Regions from separate parts of the Homo sapiens genome. Here regions 2 and 3 are each linked to region 1. A link is a contact called in ENCODE Hi-C or POLR2A ChIA-PET data. All regions are on one chromosome and are shown on one strand. Each heading gives the region's core, a stretch centred on a gene start or an enhancer-like site at or near the end of the contact. The rest is flanking DNA. Distances are from core to core; before and after follow the strand shown. Region 1 has its middle 42 kb from the start of LINC02324. Region 2 overlaps FUT8 (fucosyltransferase 8). Region 3 overlaps FUT8 (fucosyltransferase 8).

Evidence for each region. A loop is a pair of places that touch in the nucleus more often than their neighbours do. ChIA-PET counts read pairs that join two places held with the same protein, here RNA polymerase II (POLR2A). Pooled maps may share reads with other maps.
Region 2: a loop to region 1 is called in a pooled map, with 5 times the contacts of the local background. The contact joins two enhancer-like sites. A Hi-C loop is called at or near these places in 1 of 37 single-sample maps with no recorded cell type and 7 of 50 pooled maps. POLR2A ChIA-PET finds 5 or more read pairs at or near these places in 2 of 52 experiments (CD4-positive, alpha-beta T cell and H1).
Region 3: a loop to region 1 is called in a pooled map, with 2.9 times the contacts of the local background. The contact joins two enhancer-like sites. A Hi-C loop is called at or near these places in 1 of 37 single-sample maps with no recorded cell type and 2 of 50 pooled maps. POLR2A ChIA-PET finds 5 or more read pairs at or near these places in 1 of 52 experiments (PC-3).

Annotation. Positions count from the first base shown.
Region 1 is chr14:65,178,018-65,182,668 of GRCh38, reverse strand. No RefSeq gene overlaps it. Among named protein-coding and RNA genes, the nearest start is that of LINC02324, 42 kb to the left of the region's middle. RefSeq lists enhancers at 2,531-2,620, 2,691-2,890. Within about 2 kb of position 2,653, at least 12 of the 41 ENCODE cell types and tissues checked have a DNase peak (open chromatin) inside an H3K27ac peak, as active enhancers do.
Region 2 is chr14:65,459,236-65,463,428 of GRCh38, reverse strand. The region is part of intron 2 of FUT8 (fucosyltransferase 8); the gene reads right to left. Among named protein-coding and RNA genes, the nearest start is that of MIR625, 9.8 kb to the left of the region's middle. RefSeq lists an enhancer at 1,375-1,424. Within about 2 kb of position 1,553, at least 4 of the 41 ENCODE cell types and tissues checked have a DNase peak (open chromatin) inside an H3K27ac peak, as active enhancers do.
Region 3 is chr14:65,500,059-65,504,501 of GRCh38, reverse strand. All of the region lies in intron 2 of FUT8 (fucosyltransferase 8), which reads right to left. Among named protein-coding and RNA genes, the nearest start is that of MIR625, 31 kb to the right of the region's middle. RefSeq lists enhancers at 2,752-2,921, 2,952-3,011. Within about 2 kb of position 1,502, at least 2 of the 41 ENCODE cell types and tissues checked have a DNase peak (open chromatin) inside an H3K27ac peak, as active enhancers do.

The DNA of each region.
Region 1 (4,651 bases), core at 1,404-3,903:
TAACAATCTCTGGGTTGGTGTTAACCTCCAGTCTCACCTCCTGTGAACCAAGTTAATCTTCCCTGATTGATAAGATTTCTAGGGAGGGGATTCATAACAAATTGAGTTCCTTTTAGAGGATTCATCTTTAGGCAGATAAGGGGGCTCAGAGAAAGCATCTGCTGTTTCCTAAGTGCCCTCAGTGCAAAGCCACCAGTGCACCACAGAGGCATATTTTGGGGTGGCATTTCCTGAACACCTTCACTGCTTAGTATTAGAAGTCCTTGCCAAAGCAATTAGGCAAGAAAAAAATAAATAAAAGACACTAAATCATTTAGAAAGGAAGAAGCTAAATTGTTACTGTTTGCTGATGACATGATCTTATATATAGAAAACCCTAACGATTCTACCCCAAAACTGTTACAATACACGAATACAGTAAAGTCACATGATACAAAATCGACACACAAAAGTCAATAGTGTTTCTGTTTATTATTCATTTTATTGTTAGACCTGCACTAACAATAAACTGAAAAAGAAGAGAACAATCCCATTTACCATGGCTACAGCCTGGTGATAAAGACAGCCGAGGGGAATTCTCTGGGGTCAGATCTGGATTCCAATCCCCCCTGAGCCACTTACTCATTGTGTCACTTAGGGCAAGTGGCTTCATTTTTCTGCATTTTAGTTATTTCATCTTACTTCGTTAAATGGTAGCGACAATAATAATGCCTTCCTTGTATGAATATTGGGAAAAGCGAAAGGAGATGGGTAATCCATTAAAGTGTTTACTTAACCCAATGCTGGGCACAGACAAACAGTAGATATTAGTTATTGTTGTGTTATTGTGCATTTAGTGCGCTATATTAGGTGATCTTGCGAAAAGAGCAGAAATAGTCTCTGTCACTGAGGCATATGTTCCCAAAATCCCACTCTGCCTTCTCTGTGCTGACTCAAATCTGATTTAGCTCCAGCAGCTTCTCTGTGTAGTGGAAAGAGCTTGGATTTGTGCCCCAGCTCCATTGATCCCCAGCTCTGCACACATCATCTAACTTCTCTGAGCTTCAGTTTCCTCTTCTGCAAGATGGAGATGATAATAGAGACTCTGCTGACTTTGTAAGGTTGTGGTGAGGCTCAAATGTGACTATGGGTGAATTTTCTCCAAAAGCTGTAAAGTCATTATAAAGCAAAAGTAAAACCCAACCTTACAGGCTTCACTCAAGTCCCACCTTCTCCTACCTTTCTGTGAGAGAAATCCAACTCAAACTGTCTTAAGAGGGGGGAAAATGGATTTTCTTAGCTCATGCAACTAAACGATCCAGGAGTAAATTCTGGAGTGGCTGGAGCCAGGTTCTCAAAAGATGACATTTAGGCCAGGCACGGTGGCTCACACCTGTAATCCCAGCACTCTGGGAGGCTGAGGCAGGCGGATCACGAGGTCAGGAGGTTGAGACCATCCTGGCTAACATGGTGAAACCCCGTCTCTACTAAAAATAATAAAATTAGCCAGGCATGGTGGCACGCGCCTGTAGTCCCAGCTACTCGGGAGGCTGAGGCAGGAGAATGGCGTGAACCCAGGAGGCAGAGCTTGCAGTGAGCCAAGATCACACCACTGCACTCCAGCCTGGGCGACAGAGGGAGACTCCGGCTCAAAAAAAAAAAAAAGACATTTAAAAATCTGATTCTCTCTTTCTCTCAGCTCTGCTTTCCTTTGTATTTCCTTTGTGTCCTTCTGAAGACACCAAATCCTTAGAAGGCATCTCTTTGTGCTTCCCTGCCCCCATCTTTGCCATGTCATAGGTTAAGCCTGCTCAGACTTTAACCTATGAAGCAGGCTTAACCTATGAAGTGGCAAAGATGGCCACAAGCAGCTCTGGGCTTGCAAACTACCAGTTTAGCAATCCAGATAGAAACAGTCCACCATTCTCTCGACAGCTCCAGCAAGAGTCCCAGAAATGAGTCTCCATGGCCTGACTTGGGTCATGTGCCTGTCTGTGGCCCTTTCTCCCAAGGCCAGGAGATTGGAATATGCCAGTTGGCCAAGCCTGAGTCACATGCCCACTGTCTGGAGCCAGGTGATGAATCATTCCAGCTCATTCCAGCTGTAACCACATGAACAGAACGAGGAGAGGTGGTTCCCCAAAAGGAAAGCAAAGTGATGTTTCCAACGGAAGGGAAAAGGAGATACTGGACAACAGATTTTCACTGTACACAGATTTGACTATTGTATTTTCTGGTAGGAGGTAGGGAGAAGAAGTGAGAGCCAGAATAAAAAGTCCCAGAGAGCAATGAGACATTCAGTTAATACTCTGTAGTTGACTCAACACTTTGCATCCCTGGAACATTCTGCCTAGTAATATGGCTTCAGGAGAAAGGGTCCTGGGCCATTTTAGGAAGGGAGCCCTGCACTTGCTGAGAAACACAACTGTGAATGATAAAGGGAACGAGAACCCTATTTCCTGACTCATTAAAGCAAGAGAGTGCTTAATAAATACTACTTGGTGATAAAGTTCTGACAAGGCCACTCATCTAATAACCACAGTTCTGACTCTGATTCCTATTCTGCTTAAGAATCTACACGAGCCCAGACTTCAGCTGTCATTAACAGAGGTCATGTCGTTGGCAGGCTGCCTGTCACAGATTCCGTGCACAGGAGGGCAAATAGCAAATGGGGAACTCCGGACACCACAGGTGTTTCTCTCTGAGTCACAGCGCTTCAGCCTCATTCCCCTTCCCTGGAGAAGACTTCCTCCATTCCATCACTACTTCTACCTCCTAAATAGCACTTTTCTCACCATTTCATATTACAAAAGCATGTTATGACATGCTTATTTCAGGAAACTCAAATAAGAGCATGCAGAGTCCCCATATTCTTCTCTACCTTATTACAAATCATATCCTCTTCTAGGCATATACGAATACTGTATATAAGACTTTTAAAAGTGGGATAACACTGTTCCATGACATATATTGGAAATATGTTGTGGGAAGTCAGGGACCCCAAACAGAGGGACCGGCTGACACCATGGCAGAAGAACATGGATTGTGAAGATTTCATGGACATTTATTAGTTCCCCAAGTTAATACTTTTATAATTTCTTATGCCTGTTTTTACTGCAGTCTCTAAACATAAATTGTGAAGATTTCATGGACACTTATCACTTCCCCAATCAATACCCTTGTGATTTCCTATGCCTGTCTTTACTTTAATCTCTGAATCCTGTCAGCTGAGGAAGATGTATATTGCCTCAGGACCATGTGATAATCGCATTAACTGCACAAATTGTAGAGCATGTGTGTTTAAACAATATGAAATCTGGGCACCTTGAAAAAAGAGCAGGATAACAGCAACTGTTCAGGGAATAAGAGAGATAAACTTAAACTCTGACCGCTGGTGAGCCGGGCGGAACAGAGCCATATTTCTCTTCTTTCAAAAGCAAATGGGAGAAATATCACTGAATTCTTTTTCTCAGCAAGGAACATCCCTGGGAAAGAGAATACGCACCTGGGGGTATAGGCCTATAGACAGCCCCCCTAGGTGTGCCCGTCTTCTATGGTCAAGGCTGTAGGGGTGAAATAGACCCCAGTCTCCCACAGCGCTCCCAGGCTTATTAGGAAGAAGAAATTCCCACCTAATAAATTTTAGTCAGACCGGTTGCTCTCAAAACCCTGTCCCCTGATAAGATGTTATCAATGACAGTGGTGCCCGAAGCTTCATTAGCAATTTTAATTTTGCCCCGTCCTGTGGTCCTGTGATCTTGCCCTGCCTCCATTTGCCTTGTGATATTCTATTACCTTGTGAAGTACTTGATGTCTGTGACCCACACCTATTCGCACACTCCCTCTCCTTTTGAAAATCCCTAATAAAAACTTGCTGGTTTTTGTGGCTTGTGGGGCATCACGGAAACTACCGACATGTGATGTCTCCCCCGGATGCCCAGCTTTAAAATTTCTCTCTTTTGTACTCTGTCCCTTTATTTCTCAAGCCGGCCGACGCTTAGGGAAAATAGAAAAGAACCTAAGTGACTATCGGGGCAGGTTCCCTGAGAAGAATATCTCTCAATGCCCATAGATACCCTTCTGTAGCATTAAATTTAAGAGATTCAAGTTGGTGATTTTTTTAGTGGATGTACTATAAATTATTTATCCTTTTTTCTACTATCGGGTAGCTACATTGTTTACACATGTTACTATTATGATATTCTGTGGACTGTTTTAAAAATAAAATAAATGAATGGGGTTACAGTAGGGAGGTATAATGGCCAGTGTGGGAAAGACACAGCTACCAGGTGAGGTGGCTCACGCCTGTAATCCTAGCACTTTGGGAGGCAGAGGTGGGTAGATCACTCGAGCCCAGGAGTTTGAGACCATCCTGGGCAACATGGCAAAACCTTGTCTCTACAAAAAATAGAAAAATTCACCAGGCATGGTGGCACACATCTGTGGTTCCAGCTACTAGGGAGGCTGACACAGAGGATGGCTCGAGCCCAGGAGGTTGAGGCTGCAGTGAGCCCAGATTACGCCACTGCATTCCAGCCTGTGGCACAGAGTGGGACCCTATCTCAAAACAAAACAAAAAATTAAATAAATAAAAAAGAAAAATGCAACATACTACAGAAAAGCGGTATGAGGGAAAATAGTTGCTTTCAGAAAAATATCTCCATTTAATATC
Region 2 (4,193 bases), core at 304-2,803, 280 kb before region 1:
CAGGCATGGTGGTGTGCACCTGCAATCGCAGCAACTCAGGAGGCTGATGTGGGAGAATCACCTGAGCCAAGGAGGTCAAGGCTGCAGTGAGCCGTGACTGCGCCAGTGCACTCCAGCCTGGGCAATAGAGTGAGGCCCTGTCTCAAAAAAATTAATAAAGAAAGATAAAAAATTCTCCTACTCTTTTAATTGACTAGAATAGAAATGTGAATAGAAATATGATAGAGGTATATCTTTTTATTATTGTAATTATGTCTATTTAATTTCTATATTCTGTCTGTTTTAACACATTTTATTTCAGGTATTGCTGGAGTGTTACTGCTAATTCTATATTCTAATGTATCTTCTAAAATTAATTAAATACATTACCATTGTTACAACATGTAGTGAGAGTCTCTGAATTGCCCAAATATCCACTATGAAAACACTTAGTACAATTTGTGTGTGATGGAAGGGCTACATACAGGAAGATCCTTAAGTTAAGTGGTGAGACAATCCTATCTCCCCCTGGTATATGGTTTTGAATTTCTTCCATATGGAATTAATAAAAATCCGTCCTTTCTCCTACTTCAGTAACTTTTGTCCAGATCTAAAAACATTGGTTCAACCTGTATTTATACTTATCATCAATATGTAGTCATTGTTCATTTGTAACTTCAAAGAACAAGCACATACATGACCACAGGGGGTTTTGGTAGTACCAAAGAATTTTTCAGTGCCCACAATATCTCTGTGCAGTAATTATTACATACTTTCAACATGATTCAAACAAAGAATTCAAATACGATACTACAGTGACCTATTTAAAACGCAAAGAAAATTCAATAGCACATGATTCACTTACACCTAGAATTCTAACACCATGCTCCACCTCACAGTACTATTACCATTCTCTAGTAAGAATTTTTCTAAAATCTCTTGACCACAAGAATGACATGACAGACAAACGTGGGCAATGAAGGGGGAAGGGGAACCACATTCTCATATTCACTTCAGGAAAGGTTATTTCATTTTATGAACTCAGCCTGAGAGTGCAGCATTTTTCTAACTTTAAGTGACCTGAAGAATGCTCTTCTTCCAAATACACTATTCAAGTTGAAAAACAAAATGGTAAGTCAGAGAGATCAGGGCAAACATCATGTTTACCTAATGTCTTCATTAATTAGCTTCACCCAAATAAACAAATTAATTTACGCAAGCTACATTCACAAGTTAGAGCCTATCTGATTAGCACTTAAAGCATTTTCTATTCCCTTTTTGTGACTCCAACAAGACTAATATTAATACAGTATGTAGCAGCCACTCAACATTATAAAACTTCAGAATGTGAGAACTAGAAATGTCTTAAAGATCATTTGGTTTACTCTTCTCTTCCTCAGGCCTCAAATTTTATCTATGAGGAAATTGAAACAAACCCAATAGTCCCACAGACTGTTCTTTTGGCACAAAAAGTATCAAAGAACTGAAACCAGATCACCCTACCAGATGCCAGACCCCTCATTCACCATTATTGCTTCCTCGCCCCTCCTCCCAAGTTCCTGTTTTCTTACACATTGTTAAAATCTATGTCTTCCCTGCTATATAAACCCTGGTTTTAGTCAGTCAGGGAGATGGAATTGAGACCAAGCTCCCATCTTCTCAGCTGCCGCCCCTGATTAAAGCCTTCTTCCTTGGCAATACTCATTGTCTCAGTGATTGGCTTTCTATGCAGCAAGCAGCAGGACCTAGACTGAACTCCTGGTGTATCAGTAACAAACTAATAGCTAAAGAAGACAGTAACTTTCTTAAGCTAGTTATTAACAGAGCAGAACTAAGGTACTCTGACTTCCAGACTGGTTTTCTTTCTACTATACCATGCTGTTGTCAAGAACTCTGAAGAACCTAAGATTTTACCCTACATGCAAGCTAACATCAGTCTGCCATAGTTTCATGGACACTGAGAGCAAACACTGTACCTACATACAGTTTGGGCACTGAAGACTGAAACTACATGTCCCCTATACTGAGTTAAATAAGTGTCCTCCCAAAATGTGTAACGGCTAGAAATAGGGTCTATGCAGATATAATCAAGTTGATATAATGTCATTCTGGATTAGGATGGACCCTAATACATGACTGGAATCCTTATAAGAAGGACATTTGAACACAAACACACACAGAGGGAAGATGTCATGTGAATACTGAGGTAGAGATTGGAGTTATGCTACCAAAAGTCAAGAAATACCAAGGATTTCTGGCATCCACCATAAGCTAAAAGAAGAAGGAAAGGATTCTTACCTAGAGCCTTCGGAGAGAGTGTGGCCCTGCCAACACCTTGATTTCAGACTGCTAACCTCCAAAACTGAAAGAATAAATTTCTGCTATATTAAGCCACCCAGTTTACAGTGCTTTGTTATAGCAGCCCTAGAAAACTAATACACACACACACAGCTTTCTAGGTACATTAACATGACTTTACCAGTCCACTGTCTTAATTAGCATAACTGCTATTCTAGGAGACAGCAGAAATATAATGTGATTGTTCATTACAGACCTTCTGGAAAGACCCATCAACTCTTCGGCAGTTTTCAAAATCTTACTGTTTCCACCAAACCTAAACTGTTTTATCATGATACCTACCCAATCCTAATCAAGCCTCATCGCCACCACTGAAAGATCCAACTTAAAACAAACTTCAAATTCTCAAATTTTGACCTCTCTAAGACCCTACCAAAGATTTTTTTAGGTGTTCTCCCTTACCACAATAAGCAATGAACTCAGCTTTGTTTTATCAATAGGATGTGTTAGTAGTGTAGCTGGTAAGCTAGCATCAGATAATCCTGGCAGAAGTTATGACACTCCTAGATCAGAAACAAAGAACAGTTTACTACTCACAACAATAGCATAGACAGAGTACCATATTTTTTACTGATTCCTCAAGCTCTAATTCCTAAAGGCCAATGAAAGGAAAACCAAGTGCACATACTGTGGGTTGCATTACAGGACAAGAAAACCTGAGCTTAATGAAACTCCAATCTTTAAAAGGAGCTACAAGCAAATATGCCCAACCTTTTTCCCTAGAGAGATTATCTTAATTATCCTGGACAGCAAAGAAATGTGCCATCTGTCCTAATGGAAGCACTATTTCTATCTTCCTAGGCTGTTTGCTAAACAGATTTCTTTGAAAAAGATAGCCCCCAACAAAAGCTATCAGTACTCTGCTCAGCGAATGTGCAGAAACAGAAGAGATCCATGGATTGAAGAGAAATGTCTCTCAATACCTATTTCCTTTGTCCTAAAAGACTAAAAAGATTCTTAGAGAATCAAGACAAAATTGGTACAATACAATGAGATGTTTCCAGAGAAAACATATAGAGCAAAAAGGTGTACTTTCTTCTCTCAAAAATCTGTATAAACTAAAACCACTTCAGCTGAGTCACAATCTTATAACAAGCCTATCTATCAAATATCCAAAAGTAAATACTTATATGTTTGGATCCTATTTTCATTGTAAAATGTTCCATTTCTAGAAAAGTATCTCAAGCAAGTTTTTATTTTTATTTTATTATTCTTTAACTTTAAAATAAAATGCTATTTTTTTTATTATTTTTTGACTGTTTCTCACAGTGAATCAAGTTTTATCAATAATTTCCAAGGCCTGGCAGTGTTCGTGAAATAAAAGAGACTAGCAGTTTTAAACTTTACCAATTATACCTGACTTTAATGTGGACCTTAACGCCTTTTTTTAAAATAAGAAAATAAAGACCCAAGAGCTGAGATGGTAAGCTTTTACTCATACAGCTATCTGGAGACATTGCAGTGTAGGGTTCATTTTACTCATCATTCTCTCTCTCTCTTTATCCTGGGATCATTGCTTAACCTAATGGGTGGGATTAAGTTAAATTACTCAATTTAATATTATTTACAAAAACTCAGTTTTTGTTTATTTCTTTTGCAGTTAATTTTAAGTTAAACAGGCTACCATTTAAACGGTACAAGACAGAATCTCAATTTTCAAATATGCAAAAAATATGCTGATATTGAATATATAGCTAGAAAAATCTAAATTTTTTTATTTTGTAACAACCTCAAAATATTTTATGTGAATTAAAGCATATTAAATTTAAATTTAAATATGGCTTTTATTTTCATAAATACTTTACATAAATATTGACCTTAGAATTGTGGTTTAAAATCTAAATACCCTAAAATCC
Region 3 (4,443 bases), core at 253-2,752, 320 kb before region 1:
CATGACAATTATGAAGACAGGTATTATTGCTTGAATCTGGGTCACTAAAATTATTAGCTGTTCAAGTGAGATAAAAGAAAGGGGAAACATCAATTATCTAGAAGTCTACATTTTCTTTGCTGTTAATGTGAAACATATCCCACACAAAACCATTCAAATAAGATATATATCCCTACATTTGAGTCTCCAGGAACAGGTCCTTTGAAGCAAAGATTGGACAAATAGTTAAAATTATTTAAACAATTCCTGATCACCAAATGTCAACAAATTTAGTTAAAAAAAATTTTTAATCCATACAGTTAACATCCTACTTTAATATTTTTTCCTAAAAAAGAACATGAAAGTTCAACTAATACAAAAAAGCCTCGCAGTTTTAAAGAAGGGGGTGTAGGTGGGAGAAGTAAGAAATTCAAACAGCTTCAAGGACAAAAAGCATGTCCCACACCAGAACATATTTACAACTCTTCAACTTGAATTCAACTAACATCCAACTGCGGCAATCAGCCAAGCTTGGCAAATTAAAATAACAGTAATTTTGACAGATTATCTTCTATAAATATTCAAATATGAACATTTGTGTTCACGCAAAGGTCTCCATATGCCAATCAAAATGCTTTGTTAAGGATCCTAACATTGAGCTTTTTTCTTCACCCATCTGTAGGAATCCCCTGAATCCTTAACTTCCATTTTAACTCTCTCACCCCAGCTAATTGTGAGACACATTATCTGTCTAGTTGTAGCCTGAATTAAAAACTTAAGGATAACATTCACATAGTATCAACAGACAAAAGGAACCTAGAACCTTTCAAAATCTAGGTCTGTAAAGACAAAAGGAAAGATCCAGGAAGGCAGGGAGGGAAGGGCAGAGAGAGGCTCTTGAAGGATGGCAACCAAATGAAAGATTACCTTTCTATTTGTGTTAGCAGATAGAAATTACTGAAAGTAAAATCTAGATGTAAAGAGAAATTAACAATTTCATAAATTTGGGCTCTATTCAAAGTTTCATTTGGCTCAAGGCAAGATGCTGTGTTTTAATGACAAGTTTAAGTATATGAAACTGTCAAAAGCAGAGAAATGCCATCAGTATGAAATTCACACTAAACACACTTTTTGAAATCTGCAGATGTCCTATCATCAGGAACAATCAATAAATAAGAGTAACAATGGCTTTAATGAAAGCAAGTTATCTGATGCATGAATTTGTTAATTGTTCTATTCTGTCCTCCATTACTCAGTTTCCCTTAAATATGTACACAATTACCAAGCAGTCTCACGCCTTCCAGGAAAATTACAAGTGATAGGCACATTTCTGCATTCAGGGCAGCATTATATTATGGAAGAAAATTTAACCTATTCAGAAGCATATATTTCTCTGATCCTACCTGGAAAGAAACAGCTATAAATAGCTCTACTAAAATTGCTCAAAATATTTCTAGACGGGCAGGCTTACAATAGAAACTCTTACTTTATGATCACTCACCACTCAACCATCCAAGTCCAACACTGGATCTAAGCCAAACCAGTAGTTCTCAAGGGAGGGAAGGGAGTTAAAAAAGTCTGGTCTAGGGACCAGTAGCTCCAGCCTCCCCTGGGAGCTTGTTAGAAATGCACAATCTCAGGCCTTACCCAGGGACATATTGAATCAGAATCAGTATTTTACCAAGATCCTCAACTGATTCATATACACATTAAAATTGAAGAAGCTCTGCAGGAGGGGGAATTTTTGAATGAGTAAAAAAGGCATAATCTTTTCAGAGGTTGGTTACCACTGCAGACCACTGTTTGGCTAATAAGCAACCAATTTTAAAACTTTGTTTATGGGTAACATCATTACTTTTACCATTATTTATTTTACATTTTAAATAAGGGCTTTTAAAAAACAGAAATACCTCAAGAGGCAAAGAAGGAGTATCTAATGATTAAATGTAAGTTACCAAAAAAAGCTGTAACAGAATTATCTCAGAATAAGTGGACCCGGGCCGGGCACGGTGGCTCACACCTGTAATCCCAGCACTATGGGAGCCTAAGGCGGACAGATCACTTGAGGTCTGGAGTTCGAGACCAGCCTGGGCAACATGGTGAAACCCTGTCTCTACTAAAAAGACAAAAATTAGCCAGGCATGGTGGTGGGTGCCTATAATCCCAGCTACTCGGGAGGCTGAGGCAGGAGAATCACTTGAACCTGGGGGGTGGAGATTGCAGTGAGCTGAGATCCCACCACTGCACCCCAGCCTGAGTGACAGAGTGAGATTCTGTCTCAAAAAAAAAAATAACAATAAATAAGTGGACCCAGCCAGGCATGGTGGCTCACACCTGTAATCCCAGACCACTTGGAGGCCAACATGGGTGAATCACTCGAGGCCAGGAGTTCGAGACCAGCCTGGCCAACATAGCAAAACCTCGTCTCTACAAAAAATACAAAAATTAGCTGGGTGTGGTGGCAGGTGCCTGTAGTCCCAGCTACTTGGGTGGCTGAGGTGAGAGGACTGCTTGAGTTTGGGAGCTCGGGACTACAGAGAGCCAAGATTACACCACTATATTCCAGCCTGGGCATCAGAGCAAGACACTGTCTCAAAAAAAAAAAAGAAAGAAAAGAAAAGACAAAGTAGACCCGTCTCATGCCCCCTCCCCCATCACATTAACTAAACAAATTAATTTTTTAAATAATAATAACAACTTTCCTTCCAAACCCTCAGCATTAAGAATATCTGGGTCTGGGGTCCAAGTAGCTAGGAAAAGAGACCAAGAGACCAAAGGCCTATGGCCTCCTTTGACCAGAAGAGAAGGCTATATATACTGGTTATTCAGCTATTTTCTCTCAGATCCAAATCTACCCTTTAATACTCATCTTTGTAATACTGAAAATAAAACTCTGAAAACTACTTTTCTCTTCTGCAGCTAGCTTCCTCACACTGCCAATAAGGACACTAGAGGGAGAATGCAGTACATGCTTTTTCCAGTCAGCATTGCCCAGCATAGATCCTCCACCCCAGCAGTAGCAGTGATAACCACCAGCTTTTTCTGGCACTCTCAGAAATTCCCCTCAGACATACCAACAGCTGTCAGGAAGTACCCCCTCCAGAGGTTTTGAACCCCAATTCTATGAGGTCCCAACTCCAAGTTCTTATTTCCCCCTCAACCATATGAATAGTGGCTAATTCCTGCAAATATTGTCTCTGTGTTACCCCAGTGTTCCCTGTTTGCTTTTTCAGCCCTCCAATACCTGTATAATCCCTTCCCTGTATTAAATTTTCTGGGCTGAAATTTTTTGTTTTTGTTTGTAATTCTGTAGAGACAGGTCTTACTATGTTACCCAGGCTGGTCTCAAACTCCTGGTCTCAAGAAATCCTCCTGCCTCGAGTATTTAGTGTGGACTGTTTTCCTGACCTGATCCTAACTGAGCCATCATGGCTAGATGGAATAAAATTTAACATGATCTTGATCGCTTTGGAAAACGGTCTTCCCAAACATGGTAAGTCCATAAGAAAATATTTACTGCCTCTCCTCCAAAATAGGTGCAAGATGGGAAATGGATACAAGAAGCACAGTTGAGGAAGAAAGAAGAAGCATAACCTAAGAAAGGAATATATTGAAACAAATATCATGGCATAAAACACATTTTAACCCTGAAAAACATAAAGAAAAGGCCAATAAAAAGTCTGAAGCAAATACAAGTTTTCAACGCTAATGAAAACCACAGATTTTTAGATCTATATTCTTCTGCCTCTGCCATTGTTCAGTTTTGTTACAGCAGTTTTGTATCTAGTTTGGGTTATTACACTTTAAGGAGACTATTGAGAAATTAGGGAAAGTCCAAAGAAGACTATACAAATGATGAAAAGGGATAGGAAATAGGATCCATAAAGAAAGGTTCAACAGTCAAACCTTTTAGTCTAGCGAAAAGAAAACTTCAGGCCAACATATTAACTGCCTTCCAGTTTAAGAGTTCTAACCAGCTGTCCACCATCATCTCTACAGAGGAAATGAGCTTAAAATGGAAGACAACAAAGTAAGAGAAGACCTAAAATGTAGCTTCTTAGCTTATGACTCTCCTTCAGATAACTAAAGTGGTGGCTCTTAATGCTAGTTTCACAAGAGAATGATCCAGGATATTTTTACCGAAAGAAAAAATGATGATGATGATGACGACAATGATGACGACGATGATGCCCAGAACCCCAAAGGCAAAGCTCTAATTTAACTGGTATGACACAGAGCCAAGGCATAAAGAACAAAAAATATCTAAGTGTTTATAATATACTGAAAGCAGGAATGAGAACCACTTAATGGAACACTGCATAACTGTGCTACTCAAAGTGTGTTATAAGAATGAGCTACATCCAGATTACCAACAGGAGCTTGTTGGAAAGGTAACATCTCATCCTATTCCAAAACTACTGAATAAGAATCTACATGTTATTATGATCCCTACACAATCCCATA